Regions from separate parts of the Homo sapiens genome. Here region 1 is linked to region 2. Evidence: read pairs that join two places in POLR2A ChIA-PET (ENCODE). Cell type or tissue: CD4-positive, alpha-beta T cell. All regions are shown on one strand.

What was found. ChIA-PET counts read pairs that join two places held together with the same protein. Peaks named below come from ENCODE experiments on the same cell type or tissue, not always from the same donor. Only the 100,000 strongest peaks of a DNase experiment are listed, where the experiment ranks them.
Region 1: POLR2A ChIA-PET joins it to region 2 with 5 read pairs; 2 of 35 experiments call an interaction of 5 or more read pairs at or near these places.

The regions. Positions count from the first base shown.
Region 1 is chr4:153,945,888-153,953,887 of GRCh38, forward strand. It overlaps LOC101927947 (a long non-coding RNA gene), which reads left to right. Exons shown (of 15, transcript XR_007058336.1): 7 at 2,934-2,974. Among named protein-coding and RNA genes, the nearest start is that of SFRP2, 160 kb to the left of the region's middle. RefSeq lists a silencer at 4,788-4,984. In CD4-positive, alpha-beta T cell, no CTCF peak of the experiment used is centred here; a DNase peak (open chromatin) is centred at 4,424.
Region 2 is chr4:153,805,705-153,813,704 of GRCh38, forward strand. No RefSeq gene overlaps it. Among named protein-coding and RNA genes, the nearest start is that of SFRP2, 21 kb to the left of the region's middle. RefSeq lists an enhancer at 627-796. In CD4-positive, alpha-beta T cell, no CTCF peak of the experiment used is centred here; a DNase peak (open chromatin) is centred at 3,817.

The DNA.
Region 1 (8,000 bases), 140 kb after region 2:
TAAATTTATGTCTTTCATCAAATTTGGAAAATGTATGGCTATCACTTTTTCAAGTAGTTTTCTCCCCATTTTTTCTTGATTCTCCTGTTTCTGGGACTATAATTCATGCATGCAATTAGGTTTACCAGGTGTCTGAGGCTCTGTTCATTTCTTCCCCCTAATCTTTCCCCCACATTGATCTGTGTGCCCATTGGATTACAAATCCAGAAATGCTCTACGTAAGTATACTTGTAATTGCAAATAGGAAACAATGTGTGCTAGAGTAATGAATAGTTATGTAAGTGTGGCAATAAGGAAAAATATATATAGATGTATGAGGAGAGGGTGGTCTTCTCAATGAGCCTATTGAATTTTTCCATCTCCCAGATAAAATATCTATTGTAATTGGCAGAAATATGAACAAATACACAATGAATAGCATATTAAATAAGTTTTATTGAGAAATTAGAGGAAGAAATCTGATTTCCATTTTGTGACAATACCTACTAGTACAGCATTCATTTGTGAGTTCTCTTCCCACCGCTACCCCATCTATTTAAGTTGTGATATACTTTTTCTTGAGGAAGGTTTTGGTTAGTACAGTGTATCTGAATGGAAATGTGGTGAGGCAGGAGAGATGGAAGGAAGTTTGGAGATTGTCACATAACTCAGAAAAATCAAAGGGAGGTAACCTAGGAGGCTCCAGTCTTGCTAACCTGAAAACAGAAAGGTAAAAACAGTATTGAAAGACGGTAACTTTTCTGTAGAAGTCAAAAGTTTAGTTGTCTCAGGATTTTATGTATATGTAATTCCATAATTAGAAATTATATAACTGTTCTCAACTTCATCAGTTTTTAAAATTGTTATTTCTCTACTTAATCAGTTTTTAAATAATCCTTATAGATTTCTTCTTCTCCTTTAAAATTCTATAAATCCTTTTTCATCATCTTGGGTTTATTCATATGTATTTTGTTAAAGGCAGACTATGGATGCTTTAAAATATTTGAAGACAAAGCTCAAATAACACTCTGATAATACTCATATCCAAGCACTGACCCAAATAGGGCTAGCTGGATACACTCATGTACACGAGGGCATTTATCTCAAGGGAAAAATGTTGCTATATGTTTTGAAACTTTTTTTGGTAAAACATATTAATTTTTAATGTATAGAGTAAATTGGTTATAGCATAAATGTAAATAAAGCTGTCCTCTACCCCAATCCATTAATGCTCAATTTAAATTTAAGAATTTCAAGATAAACTAATCAGGAACAGTTTTTCTCAAATCAAGCCAACCATCAAACTCCATTTGAAAAACACATTTTCCTCCTTTGTTTGAGAGTAGCATTGATCTTTCACTTGTGGCTTTATTTGTGAGCAAATGAAAGCATCTGAGGGGTAGTGAAGCCCCTGGGAGTGTGACTGTCTCACAGACATTAAGCCTGCAGGTGGAGTCCTCGATCTCCTGACATGGGGCTTAGCCTGAAAAAGGGCCTCTCTTTCCCACTCCTGGGAGTGCTTACTTCTGAAGCCAGGAGTGTCAGGAAGTGGAGCCAACAAGAGAGGAATTTAGGTCCTCTGGAGACCTTATGGGGAATACTTTGGTTTTTCTTGAGAGCTCTCACACCTTGAGCTCTTCCACCTTCTTGTTTGTCACAGGCCTAAAGTTGGGAGTTGGGGAGAGGTGTGGCTGTCGGTGAGACTAGGGCTGGAGTCTTGATGCAGACACTTGGGAGGAAGCTCTTGCTTAGTCTCCAGCAAGTGGTTCTTGTCTAGTTTCCTGGCTGTGGGTTGTGACTATCATTTGCTAAAACTTTGGAGAAGAAGGAGTGCTCAAATATTGAGGTGTCCTGATAATATAACTCCTGGTTTGCTCAGAGGTAAGCGGCCTCCTTCTTTGTGCCCAACTCTCTTGCTTTCTCCTTTCAACACTTCTTTTCACAACTCTCAGGCCTTGGGTCCTCGTCTTAATGCTCAGTCTATGGAACCTCAGGAAAGAATCTATTATCAACCATTTGCCTTTTTTTGGAGTTGGGACGGGGGTGGGTAGTTCTTTTATTTTAAGACTTAGATCCTACTGTGGGAAAGCCTTTGCTTGCTACTAACCAAATTAGTAGGGGGTATTTGGGAGAGAAATTGGTTCGTCTAATATATTTAGGAGAAAAGTTGACTTTGGAGTGAGGATGTAATCCCAAAAGTTTGTGTATGAGTTGTGAATTTCTAAAATGTGATCTTTAGGTGCTCAGGGGATTCTGGTGCAGGTGCTAGATGAGATGAGTTGGCAGTTAATTGTAATTTTCCTGTTGCAAAACAGAAAGTCTCAACACAGCATTTCTTGATGACCAGTTTCACCCTTATTTGTCTCACAGACTACACACTACTTGCTCAGATGCTGCACCAATACTTTGCTAAGGAAATTCAATCTCTTAGTGCAATTTCCAAGACATATTTATTAATTGAGGCTGACTCATCATCCCAGAGTTCTAATATCATTAATAGGCCGTCCAATGTCCAATGACATCAGTTTTGAAAATGTTCCTTCAGGTATTTGCACTAGTCCATTAACCCTGCTCCTCTTGTCTCCTGGAGCTGCAATCCTAGTTTAATCCCAATTTTGGACATTCATTTATGTATTCATTCATTCACTCAGTTCAAGCATTTAATATTTATTGGGTGTCAGCTCTTGTTGCTGTGCTAAACCCTCAGGGTACTAAGATGAGTAAAACCTCAGAATTCCATAATCATTGAAGACCTTAGAGATCATCCAGTGAAAAGCAAGAAAATCAGGATAAAGTATCTCATAATGCATGAAAAAATAGCTTCTCTGCTCAAGAGAGGTGAGAAGCCAAGAATAACTCTGTGTGCCAATTTCCCAGACTCTGAGAATTTTATAGGTTTAAAGTGCCATGGAGATTCTGTTGTCATTTATGCTTTTTTTCTATTTCTGTTACAGTTAACAAGATCAACCTTGCTGGGAAATGAACAAGCGACCAGGTGAGCTCAAGAGTCCTTTCCTTTTTCCCCAAACTTATGGATTTCTCAAATAGAAACTGAGGTCATTGCATATTTTGGGGATGTTTAAATAGACTTAAAGCTAACAGGGGTGTTAACTGAAATCTTTCCTTTTTGGAAAAGTGAGGGAAGAGAAAGGACTGGAGGGCACTGATAATTTGGGTGAAGTGTTTCTACTCAGAAGGGAACGTGAAAAATTTGGATGAAGTCAGTTTTATTAAAGAGCTAGTAGCCTGTTAAACAGAACTATAGTTAAACTTGTGTTAATACAGCTAAATGCAGATCTTTACATACTTAAACTACCCAGAGAGTTACTCGTTAGAATAGTGAGCTAATATTTATAGTGAGCATTAAGGGAATGGTTTTGAATATTAAAAATGCTCTGCAATAGCAATTTTTATTGTGATTTGAAATGCTTGTCTCTATTACCTTTTTAGGAATTAGTGGATGATAGTCCTGTTGTCTTCTGGCATTTGTGAAACACAGCTTTCTTCTCTATAGTTCTCCTATTCCTAGAAACTGTGCATGTGCATGCATGCACACACACACAAACACCATTAAAAAGGAATAACAATTCAGGATTTCTGAACATCTTTATTTAGATAATTTTATGTCAAAACCATAAAATGTATTACATGTCCTTTTTAATGAAAGAGAAAGCAAACACTAAAATGTATAACATCTGCTGGAAATAGAATCTAAATTAAAAACTCGTGTAGACATAAGGACCAAGGGACAAAATATAGGGGCAGGAAGTATGGCAAGATGTTAGTGTTAAAAATAATTTTTTAAAATATTATGCCTGATAGCAGGTGCATAGATGAAATATTTTTGGGGTAAAAAACTCATTCTGAATCTTATCTGAAGATTGACAGCAATGTTTATTTGCTCAAGGCATAATAAATCTTTTAATATATTCCCACCGAGTTTTCAGATTTTAATAGATGGAAAGGCCATATTCACTGACTATTTGAGGATTGAAATTTTCTTTCAGGAATAGTCATTCTTACCTGAATTATTAAAATGATTAATCCCTTACAAGTGACTAAGAACCACCGCTTACTTCTTTCCCACTTTACTCATCTAACTGAGGTTTGTGTTTATCAGCTGATATAATGTAGCCCCTTAAGTGAACAGTATCATCCAGTCGTTTTGGTAAGAGACCTTCTGTTTGGGACAGGAAATAGAAAACTAATTGGAAGACAGATTTGTTTTACCTAACAAGGAAGAGGTATCATGAGGATCAAGTGAGAAAAAAGTGTATTGAAAAATTATAAAGCACATAATGAAATGCAAGATGAAATTATGCTGTCTGATGGCTCGTGCACAGCTGCAGCGAAACGCAGTGTTGTATAACCTGCAAGCTTTGGAGGCTAGTCCTGTAGGTGGATAAATGAGACAGCCTCTGATGTGGTATAATTTCAAGATTTCCGTAAGCTCTAACCACTTCCTCAACAATAGAACCACAGCTTTGGACTGAGATGTTGGCTCCAGAAAGCCTCTGTTGAAAGGACTTTCCTACAAGGTAGAGAAAACAAATGAACTGACTTTATCAGACTAACCAGCTCTCACCTAAAGAAAGCTTATGAGGGAGGGAAGCACAAGAAAGATAATTTTTGAAGGCATGAATGTGAGATTAAGATGGAAAGTTCTGTGCATGCAGGTTAAGATGGAAAGTTTATTCTGGGGAGGACAAGCCCTCAGCAGTATCCTGGTAGGAGGTTCTGGTAATCTAGGGACAGCATGAGAGCACTGTGTCACTTGTCTGGAAAAGAAGATAGAGGAGAGGAAGTTTGGAAGTGAGGGACACACCCAGGGCCTACACTGCCTGTGCCACAGTTCAGCTGCAGCCCAATCCTGCATGCCTGACCTCAGTTCATTGATCTCTGAGCATGCCCATTCTCTTCATAAAGCACCTTTGTTTTCTACCCAGTGCACAAACATCACGACCCGTGTCTGAGAATGTTGGGAATTTTATTAGGTCCATAAAGTTTTAGCTGTGGTCTAGTCCACCGAGGCCAAAATAAATAAATAGAGAGAGTGTAAAAGTAACATTAAAAAAAAAAAAGCCTGGCTTAAAGAAAGAAAAACTACTGAAGCTCTAAAATAACTTTGTCACAGTGGTTTTAGAGGGGATTTCTCCTTACCAGCTAAGAACTCTGTAAAGTGCAGGCTGAGAAACTGTGGTATAATTGCAGCCAAAAAATTCACTTTTCATATTTCTCTGAGAATATTCTGTTCTATGGAGTTAGGTTTAGAGGTTAAAATGATTGACAACTGATTGGCCACAGGCCTAAAGCTAACTGAATAAAAAAGCAAAATGCCTTGGCTTTAAGAGTCAGGCTTTCTGGGAAAATGTTAAAGATAAAATTAATTACTATTGATAATGTAATGCATTTTCCTTTTTCTTAACTACTTTCTTCAGGTTCAAAATTCGTATCACTCAAATTTTCTTCTGCTTATATATTTAGTTTCATAATAATAATATTAATTATGATTACTATTAAATATAATCATGATTTGAGTGCTTTCTATGTGTCAGGCACTATTCTAAGACCTTGAAATGCATTAATTAATTTACTTCTCACTACGTAAATTAGCTACTGGTATTATCCTTCATTTTATAGTTGAGAAAACTGAGAGACAGACCAGTGAGGTGACTTGCCTTAGATCTCAGAACTAGGAAGTTGAGAACCTGGAATGAAAAAATATATATTTAGCTATGAGCTCTTAAGCTCATGAAAACATTACAAATGAATTTGTAACTACACTCCTTGCTTGGTGTCTTTCCCCATTGTCATCATTATCAAAATCCTTTTTGGGTGTTCGGTATGTGTCCTAAGAATGCAATTAATTAGTAGTGGAAAAGTCATAATGTTGAGTGGAAGAAACAAGATTCAGAACAATAGTAAAATATGATGCCCCCTGTGCAAAATTTAAATTCCATACTTAAAAAACCATATAATGTTCATATCACATATAGGTTTTTGTAAAAGCCATATCAACTTCATGAGAGTAGGGCTTTCTGGTCCATGAGGAGAGGATTGGAAGGGTTGGTGGTGAGTCTAGAAGCAATAATTTGAAATGGGGACAGTTGTTAATTCTGAGTGATATGACTATTGTTCTCTGGATTTATTGTATTTCTTAAATTTCTATTCAAATTTTTTTTTTAGGGATGGAGTCTCACTATATTGCTCAGGCTGGTCTCAAACTCCTGGCCTCAAGCTATCCTCCCTCCTCAGCATCTAGAGTAGCTGGGGTTACAGGTGAGAGCCACCATGCCTGGCTAAATTTCTAAAAATATGATAAGCAGGAATATATATGGAGGACACTGATTCCTGTGCCAAAGAGGCCTTCATTTCAGTTAGAGAGTTAGGACGTGTAGATAAGGAGGAGACTAAGACAAGGTGTCAAATTAGTGCCATAGCATGTAAGACTTGTGGAGTTTCACAGGAGAGATCACTCAAGGTGAGCAGAAGTAGGTACAGCTACATGGAAGAGGGAGATGTGAGTTGGGCCTTGAAGCTTTAACCTAGACAAGTGGAGAGGAGGGAATCCCAGGCAGAGAGCTGGACAGAAGGCCAGACTGAGTGGGGAAATCTAGCGGTGGCATTCACAGCAGTGGTGAGAGTCAAACGAGACAATGTATGCAGAACATCTAGTGTGGACTTCGTACAATACTGATAAATGTAATTCAGGCAATACCAAACAACAAAAGAGGCATTATCCAGGCTCTGTACTGACGTTCATGATCCCCGTGGCCTATTGTCGAGAGTCACACCTGGGGGCATTTATTACCTTCATTTGAACCTCAAAGGAACCATAAGTGTTTAAGGGGTCATTTTGTTTATAAAGACAACGTCCCACTTTAAGACCTATTGCAAAAATGGCCACCATATGTTTCTAGAATATCGCTTCTGTTTTATCTCCAGAGCTAGCTTAGAAGTGGTATGAGAAAAAACTTAGAAAACAGTTATTTTTTGGCCGGTCGCGGTGGCTCACGCCTGTAATCCCAGCACTTTGGGAGTGCGAGGTGGGCGGATCACGAGGTCCTGGCCAACATGGTGAAACCCCATCTCTGCTAAAAATACAAAAATTAGCTGGGTGTGGCAGCGCGTGCCTGTAATCCCAGCTACTTGGGAGGCTGAGGCAGGAGAATCGCTTGAATCTGGGAGGCGGAGGTTGCAGTGAGCCGAGATTGTGCCACTGCACTCCAGCCTGGTGACACAGCTAGGCTCAGTCTCAAAAAAAACAAAAAAACAAAAAAACAAAAACCAGTTATTTTTCATTTTTCACTCATTGAATTCTAACCATATGCCCTCAAAGACTGTCAGAAGAGTGAGGACACACACACAACTGAAGGAGGAGGCAGAAGGAGAAAAGGCCGATGGGAGGCAAGGGTGAATTCGTATGAGAGTTTAGAAGGAGGACAACTGTAGCCTCATTGAGTGATCTTGGAAAGATTAGTTCCTGATTGTTCCATGGTTTTCTAATTGGGCGAGTAGTTGACTTCACAACTGTGGCAGCATATCTCCTCTGAGTTAGCTGAGGAGTTTGTGTATCAGGACACAGACTGTGAACAGTTCTCCTTAGCCCGGTCACCTGGTATGATCATATGGGGCATTTGCCACAAGGCCCCTGAAAGAGAAAATAAGTGTATTCATGGCTGTCTGGGCATTATGGCATTGTGACACCAGACCCAACTCCTCCCGGTCCCCTCCCATCCTGCAAAACATACCCTTAGTCTCTTCCTAGTCCCAGTTCTCAGTGTTCTTACAGTCTGGGTGTTTCTTTTTAGGATGTATGTGTTAGGCGATTGATTGGAATATGCATGGCCCCTATTGGACTACAACTTGGGTGATGCCCATTTTGTGGTTGCTCTATTTCTCTGAGGGAAGGTAAATGGATCTGAGGTGGGTCTCAGAACACCACAGGGACACTCCACTGCACTCACAGTGGCAGCTCCCCACAAGCAGGGCTGGGTTCCTTTACCAGGACTGCTTCTGCC
Region 2 (8,000 bases):
CTTATTTACATAGCAAGTTGCTCATTTTCTATGCCCTCTTCCTTCCCAAATTGTTATCTCCAACTGGAAAGACAGATGAAAATTCAAGATAGGTCTCCATGTGCCAGTTTGTGCAGGATTTCAAAGCCACTTCAGGTGTAATCCCTATTTCTTCGAGGAACGTTAAGTGGCCTGAAAATTGAAGGAGAAAAAAGATGGAATATCTCCTCAAGCGTACAGATGAAGACAGCCAGGTGACCTTGAGAAAGTTACTTTACCTCTTTGTCTTGCTTTCTTTCTCTATGAAATGAAAATCATGTGTAATGAAATAAAACACATAGGAAACAAATGCTTAATTATGTTTGTGCATTAATGAAGCTGAGTTGACTTATTTCATGGGTGTGTACATTTTGAGAGGTGACAACGTGCTAGCAGCCCTGGCTCGCTCTCAGCGCCTCCTCGGCCTTGGCGTCCGCTCCGGCCGTGCTCGAGGAGCCCTTCATTCCTCCGCTGCACTGTGGGGTCCCCTCTCTGGGGCTGGCCGAGGCCGCAACCGGCTCCCTCTGCTCGCGGGGAGGTGTGGAAGGAAAGGCATGGGCGGGAGCCAGACGGTGCGGTTCCGGATGGCTGTGGCCCCGCACTCGGCGTGGCCAGCTGGCGCCTGCTGGGCTTGATCGAAGGCTGGGTCTTGTGCGTGGACCACCGCTCCCTCTTCGTGGGGTCATTGGCCACGATGGCGGGTCTCCATCTCTTTCTCGCTTCCCCTCTTTTCCTCTTGGTTGTCTGGGATGAGCTCCCTCTGGGCTGCCAGGGTGCCTGGGATAGGCACTGCAAAATCCAGCCAGGGTACCAGTGAGAGGTGAAGCTGGCTGGGTTTCTCCCACGGGTGGGGACTTGGAGAACTTTTGGGTCTAGCTAAAGGATTGTAAATGCACCATTCAGCCCTCTGTGTCTAGCTAAAGGTTTGTAAATGCACCAATCAGCACTCTGTCAAAACAGACCAGTCAGCTGTCTGTAAAACGGACCAATCAGCTCTCTGTAAAATGGACCAATCAGCTCTCTGTTAAATGGACCAATCAGCTCTCTGTAAAATGGACCAATCAGCAGGATGTGGGTGGGGCCAGATAAGGGAATAAAAGTAGGCCACCTGAGTTAGCAGCGGAAGCCCACGCGGATTTCTTTCCTAATGGTGGAAGTTTTGTTCTTTTGCTCTTAGCAATAAAACTTGCTGCTGCTCACTTTTTGGGTCCATGCTGCGTTTGTAAGATGTAACGCTCATTGTGAAGGTCTGCGGCTTCACTCCCAAAGCCGGTGAGACCATAAACCCACTGGAAGGAACGAGCAACTTCAGATGCACCACCTGTAAGAGCTGTAACACTCACAGCGAGGGTCTGCAACTTCACTCCTGAAGTCAGTGAGTCCACGAACCCACCACTAGGAGTTTCTTCTACTGGTGGAAGAAACTCCGGACGGGTCCGAACATCAGAAGGAACAAACTTCAGATACACCGTCTTCAAGAACTGTAACACACACCGTCAGGGTCCACAGCTTTAGTCTTGAAATCAGTGAGACCAAGAACCTGCAAAGTCTGGACACAATTTCATTGTAGAGGATTTTAATTTAAAATAAAAAATAACTTACAGTACCAAGTCCTTGTATAATGCTTACACTACGAGGACCTGTTTAAGTCCTTTGCATTTATTTATGCAGCTCATGCTATTCTATGGAGTAGGTATGATTGTCTCCATTTTATGAAAGAAGAAGCAAGGCATGAAGATGTTAAAGATCTTGCCTAGGGTCACACAGCTAACAGGTGCTGTCAAGTTATGGAGTCTGTGGCCTTAGAACGTCTATAGCATGGGGCAGGTTTGATTTTCACATGCAGTGTACAAAGTAAAGCCCACTGGGGCTTTCAGAGCCAGAAACCACTCTTCTTAGGATAGAAGTCATTCATGAATATTGAATAAATGACATTTAGACTACCTACTTAAACCAGGCAGGGTTTAGTTAGGAAAAAGTTAACATTTTGGGATCACAAGACAAATTACACTCTTTAGGTCATGGCTTGGTCCATATTATGCAAGAAAACCAAATATCAGATTATGAAAATCTGAATTCTAACACATAGAAACCAGAATAGGAGTGAAACTTCTTAGGGATACACACAACTATATAATTTAGATTTAAAAAAGAAAAATTGGCCGGGCACGGTGGCTCAAACCTATAATCCCAGCACTTTGGGGGGCTGAGGTGGGTGGATCACGAGGTCAGGAGATTGAGATCATTCTGACCAACAATGTGAAACCTCGTCTCTACCAAAAATACAAAAATTATCTGGGCGTGGTGGCGGGTGCCCACAGTCCCAGCTACTCGGGAGGCTGGGGCAGGAGAATGGCTTGAACCTGGGAGGTGGAGGTTGTAGTGAGCCTAGATTGTGCTACTGCACTCCAGCCTGGAGACAGAGCAAGACTCTGTCTCAAAAAAAAAAAAAAAAAAAAAAAAAAATCACATAATTTTAAAGCTAGAAAAGGCTTTTGGTATTGTTTATAATAACCCTTCTCTTTACAGTAAAGGAAGCTGAGGCTCAGAAAAGTTGAAATACTTGACCAAAGTCATGCAGAGAGTTTGTGAGAGAACTCCTGGTTCATGGCTATTCTCAACAGCCTTGGTGAGTCATGTTTTATGGTGTAGTCTGGGGTTAGATAGCACAACAAAAATCCACTCTGATCTTCTGCGTTAATCAGGCTGACTGCATAGTTACTGAAGCTGCACTTCACCTTGAGTTGTGTACACAAAAGTGTTGAGTTAAAGCCTTTCTGGCCATCATCATGCCAGTCAGAAAGAGAGAATCAAATTTAACAGGGGAGAAAGTAAAAGAAAATAATGGAAGACTGAAACTGCAACAACAAGAAATCTCCGTGTTTCTGACCTTCCTGTCCCCCTTAGAATGGACATAATTTTCTTCAGGAAAAAAAAAAAAAAAGACAAGTAGGAACCATGGTCACCTCTCTTGGACTTCAGTTTATCCCTTCTTCTGTTTTTAAAAAATGCATTCTCTAAAAAGCCCTGGAGTTAAGGCCCTGAGGATCTAACTTAAAATGGATTTCCTTCCCTCCTTCCTTCCTTCCTTCCCTCCTTTCCTCCTTCCCTCCCTCCCTCCTTCCCTCCCTCCCTCCCTCCCTCCTTTCCTCCTTCCCTCCCTCCCTCTCTCCCTCCCTCCTTCCCTCCCTCCCTCCTTCCCTCCTTCCCTCCTTCCCTCCTTCCCTCCTTCCCTCTGTCTGTGCTATTTGTTTTTTTTTCTTTGTTTATTTGAGACAGGGTCTCACTCTGTTTCCCAGGCTGGGGTGCAGTGGCACGATCATGGTTCATGGCAGCCTTGATCTCCTGGGCTCAAGCAATCCTCCCACCTCAACCTCCTGCATATCTGGGACTACAGGCGTGTGCTAATTTTTGTGTGGTGTTTTTTTTTTTTTTTTTTTTTTTTTTTTGAGATAGGATTTCACTATGCTGCCCAGGCTGGTCTTGAATTCTTGGGTTCAAGTGATCCACCCATCTTGTCCTCCCAAAGTGCTGGGATTACAGGCATGAGTCACTGCACCTGGCTATCTGTGATGTTTTTAAAAATACATTTTTTGTATATAAAAAATGGCATCACTTAAAGCTTTTAAAATTTGTGACTGAAATACAGATATCCTGCTTCTCTATCATAGGCTGTGAGTCCAGCAAAGTGCTTAGCACAGAGTAAGTACTCTATACTCAAATACATCAAAGTGACATGATCTGAAATTCATGTCTTTATTCACTAGATGTTCTATGAGAAGCAGGATGTGGTCAAAAAGGTTGCAAGAAAGTGAGAAAACCACCTCATGATGGTGCCTGGGCACATCAGTACTCTTGCAGCTTGAAATTGAGATGAGCCATTGATTTTCCATGGGTTGAGCACATGATACCATCAGGTAGGTTTTAAGCAAGTCTTCTGGGATTTCATACTTAATCAGTAATGCAGTGAGTTTCCATTGCAACTGAAAGGCATTTATATTGGAAACGGGTGCCAGCTGTAGTGTGATGATTTCTTATTTCCAACCAGCTAGGGAGAGATAATTGCAGGTATTGATAAAGCCATACAGATTCGCTCTATATGGTTCAGTGAACTGCTCTTTTCATTCTGTGTAGACAAATGTTGTTATCGTTTATTTATGACCTGTGAGCAGGTTGTTATATCCTAGATTACTTATATTCAATGAGGCATACTCTTTTATTATTCTTATTTCTTTGCCCTTCTCATTTAATGACTTCTACAAACTCTTCAGTGCAATAGGTTCTTCTATAGCAGCAGAAGAATCATCCTGCTTTGCCTAACGATGCACTGCTCGGTTTCAGCCATCATTGATTGTTCAGTTGGTGGAGCCTGCATCCACCCGACTTCCCTGTTTCTTGTTATGTACACTACTTTCTAATGTCACAGATGCCCTTATGTGATGCGCACTTTCATTTTCTTTATTTGCTTCTGCTTCTGTTCTGGTGTCCCTTCCTATTTTTTTCATGTTACTATGAATTTTGAAAAGTCAATTCTTAAAAAATACTTTTAATTCCATAAAATAAATATTTCAAAACCAACATATTATTTTCACCTTCACTATCCATTTTTTTTCATTTGGACCTAGTTAGCGAATATGGAGGATAAAATTTGTTCATATTGCTCAGAGTATAGTGGTGATTATTCTCCTTGACCTTTGAATATCGTGCACCGAAGAATAGGGAAGTAGTGTTCTAGAACTGAGAATGAAGCATAAATAAGTTCACATGCTGCACTGTTGCCTAAAGCCATAGGAAATTATGTTGACAGTCAAGAGAATGCTGGCAGTCACAGGACACTTCACCTGTTATTTACGCAAAGGCATAGTGCAGGTTCAGTAGCATAGCCTGTGTGGCTTGTGGTTCATGAATCAGACTGCCTAATCCCGGGAACCACAAGGGACATCTGTAAATCCATTGGCCAGTTCCTGAGGTAAGGGCCACAGGCAAACAGACTGTTTCTAGAAAATGGACAGTAGAAAAAGCCTGATGTGGGGTGGGGGGTATCAAAAAATGATATTAATTTTCATAAACACTTTATGAGTTTAAAATACCATGTGTATTTTAATGTGAGACAAACCTCACATTAAGTTTGATAAAATAGAATAACATAATTATGAAAAATTAAAATGGTGACATGCTGATAAATCCACAACAATGAAATCCTTTTGTCAAAGGAATGGGAAAAACTCAATAGAAATATTAGAAAAGCGTGTAAATAATATTTCTTTAGGGAATAAAGAATTAATGTTATCAACATTTTATTCAACAGAACTGAATAGGATTAAAATAATAATTTAGGCTAGGCGTGGTGGCTCCTAGTCACCTAGCCTAATCCTAGCACTTTGAGAGACTGAGGTGGAAGGATCATTTGAGGCCAGGAGTTTGAGACTAGCCTGGGCAACATAGTAAGACTTCCATCTCTAAAAAAAAAAACTAGTCAGACATAGTGGCATGCACCTGTTATCCCAGCTACTCTGGAGGCTGAGGGAGGAGGATCGCTTGAGCCCAGGAGTTCAAGGTTACAGTGAGCTATGATCTCACCACTACCCTCCAGCCTGGGCTACAGAGTGAGACTCTGTGTCAAAAAAAAAAAAAGTTTAAAAAACTTAAAATTGTTTCTCTATATGGAAATCACTTGATTGTCAGACTTCCAGGAAATACCCTGAACAATACCTTGCTAATATTCTTGTACAGATTTGCACATTTCTGAGTTTTTATGTTTTTACCAACTCTGAATGTACAAAACATGTATGCAAAGTGTGTATATTTCTTTCGGTGAGAACTAATAACATGGTAGTTTTCATATGTGAAGGATGGTTATTGCAAGATTGGGATTCTGCTGCAGTTAGCTGTGTAACTCTCTGTTAAGCGGAGGAGAGGGTATGTGGTTGAGGAGTAGGGAGGATGTCATCAACAGATATTTTCTTTCCTAAAATCTCCTTGCTAAATCCTGTTTTTGTTATATAACTGAAGACTGACATTCAACCTTAGAGTTCTTGAGACCCTGGCTGTTGATTAACAGACTCCTGTGAGCAGTCTTTTTGGTGGCCCAGTTTTTTGCTGTGATAGCTAAATGACAGCAGCAACAATGGCAACCCAGACACCTGCAACAACACTGCCACCCATTGAGCCTTGTAAGAAACTTGTGGTGCCCCCTGTGGACTGGTGAATAGGCTAATTCCCCCACTTTGTCCCATAACGTGATGACTTGGGGACATTTTCAAAGGGGATAGGCCATCAAGACCAGTCCTCCCAGTGTGTTACCTCACTCTTAAGACATTTCAGCAAGTTATTAAGCAATTGTATTTTTTTACAAGGAAAATTTCAATTTTCCAGTCCTGGACTGTTTTATAGATGTTACTTGGAGACATAATTTTTCATTTAGGCTTATGAGTGCCACTACACTTATGATAGGCTGAACTGAGCAACAGCCTGGAATGATAATGCACAAATCAATCCAACTAAATTTGGCTTCAAGGTCCTCAGACATCACTGACATTGATTACAAGTGAAGCAAGTATTCCCATTAATTTAATATCTGAAAAGATTTGTGTATCATCTTCTAATGTTCTTAGATTGGCCTTGGAGGTTGGGAAGGTGATGCAGCTTGTCACATTGCATAGAACATTTATGTTCTCCTTTGACAACCAACTCACCTCTGGGCTCCTGGGAGCAGTTTCCACTGGAATGGAGAGCAGAGAGAATCATAATTATGTCTCAGCCCTGGTTCATCGCCCAGTGGGGACCTGTATTTCTACATGTGCCCTTATAAATATTTTAGCTAAATCAGGGTCTCAAATGTAAAATCTAGTTCCCTGGGGAACTTTTTAATATAAACCAAAGTCTGGTTTAGGGTGATTTAAAAAGAAAAAACTTTGTGAAATGTATTTACTCATGATAATTGCAGATTTAAAACAAAGTCTTATTTATTTTACATGACACTAAAAACTAAAACAAAAAACTCCAGATGAGCAAAAGTGGAAACATACTTCAAACACCTTATGACACATGATCAAATTCCTTATAAACTTAAATTTATGAAAATATAGTTTGGAAGTAGATAGGATATTCAGAGGAAGCACAATATTTATGGGCAATGCTATCATCATTGTTTTGCATTCTAATGGAATGTTTTTACTTTCTTGTAATATGCACCCCTGAAGAGATAAAGTAGTGGAAATATGACACACTTACCCATTCTGACTGTTCTTGTGTCCTGCGACAACCATAAAATCTGATAATCAGTTAACCAACTGACTCAGTTGGGATTTAGTCCAGGTTAAAGCCTGGGTAAGTAGCATTCTGGAGTAAATCTCATAAGTAACTATCTGATGATGTCCTGACTATCCTCAAAGGAAGAGATTCTGTTTGTTCAGCATTTTGGGAGCCAAATATTCTTTTAAAATCTGGATTGTCTGATGCTCATGTCAAAATCCAGACAGAGTGATAAATTACTCATAAATAAAAACAGAGGAAACTATTGCAGTGATGGTCACTGGCTATGATCTTGGTAATTCCAGTTCTATAGCTCTACTTTTAGATACAAATCATTTTCATATGGAACATTTGATTCCCAATTAGAACCTCTGAATTTGAATGGCAGAAGAAGTTGCTGGAAGCTGTTAGCAAAAACTGTGCTGCCTACAAATGATCCTTGGAATCTCAAGAATCCTGCAAAAAAAAAAAAAAAAAAGAAAAAAAAAAGAAAACCTAGGGACTGGCCGGGCGCAGTGGCTCACACCGGTAATCCCAGCATTTTGGGAGGCTGAGGCCAGTGGATCACGAGGTCAGGAGATCGAGAGCATCCTGGCTAACACGGTGAAACCCCATCTCTACTAAAAATACAAAAAATTAGTCAGGCGTGATGGCAGGTGCCTGTAGCCCCAGCTACTCGGGAGGCTGAGGCAGGAGAATTGCTTGAACCCGGGAGGCAGAAGTTGCAG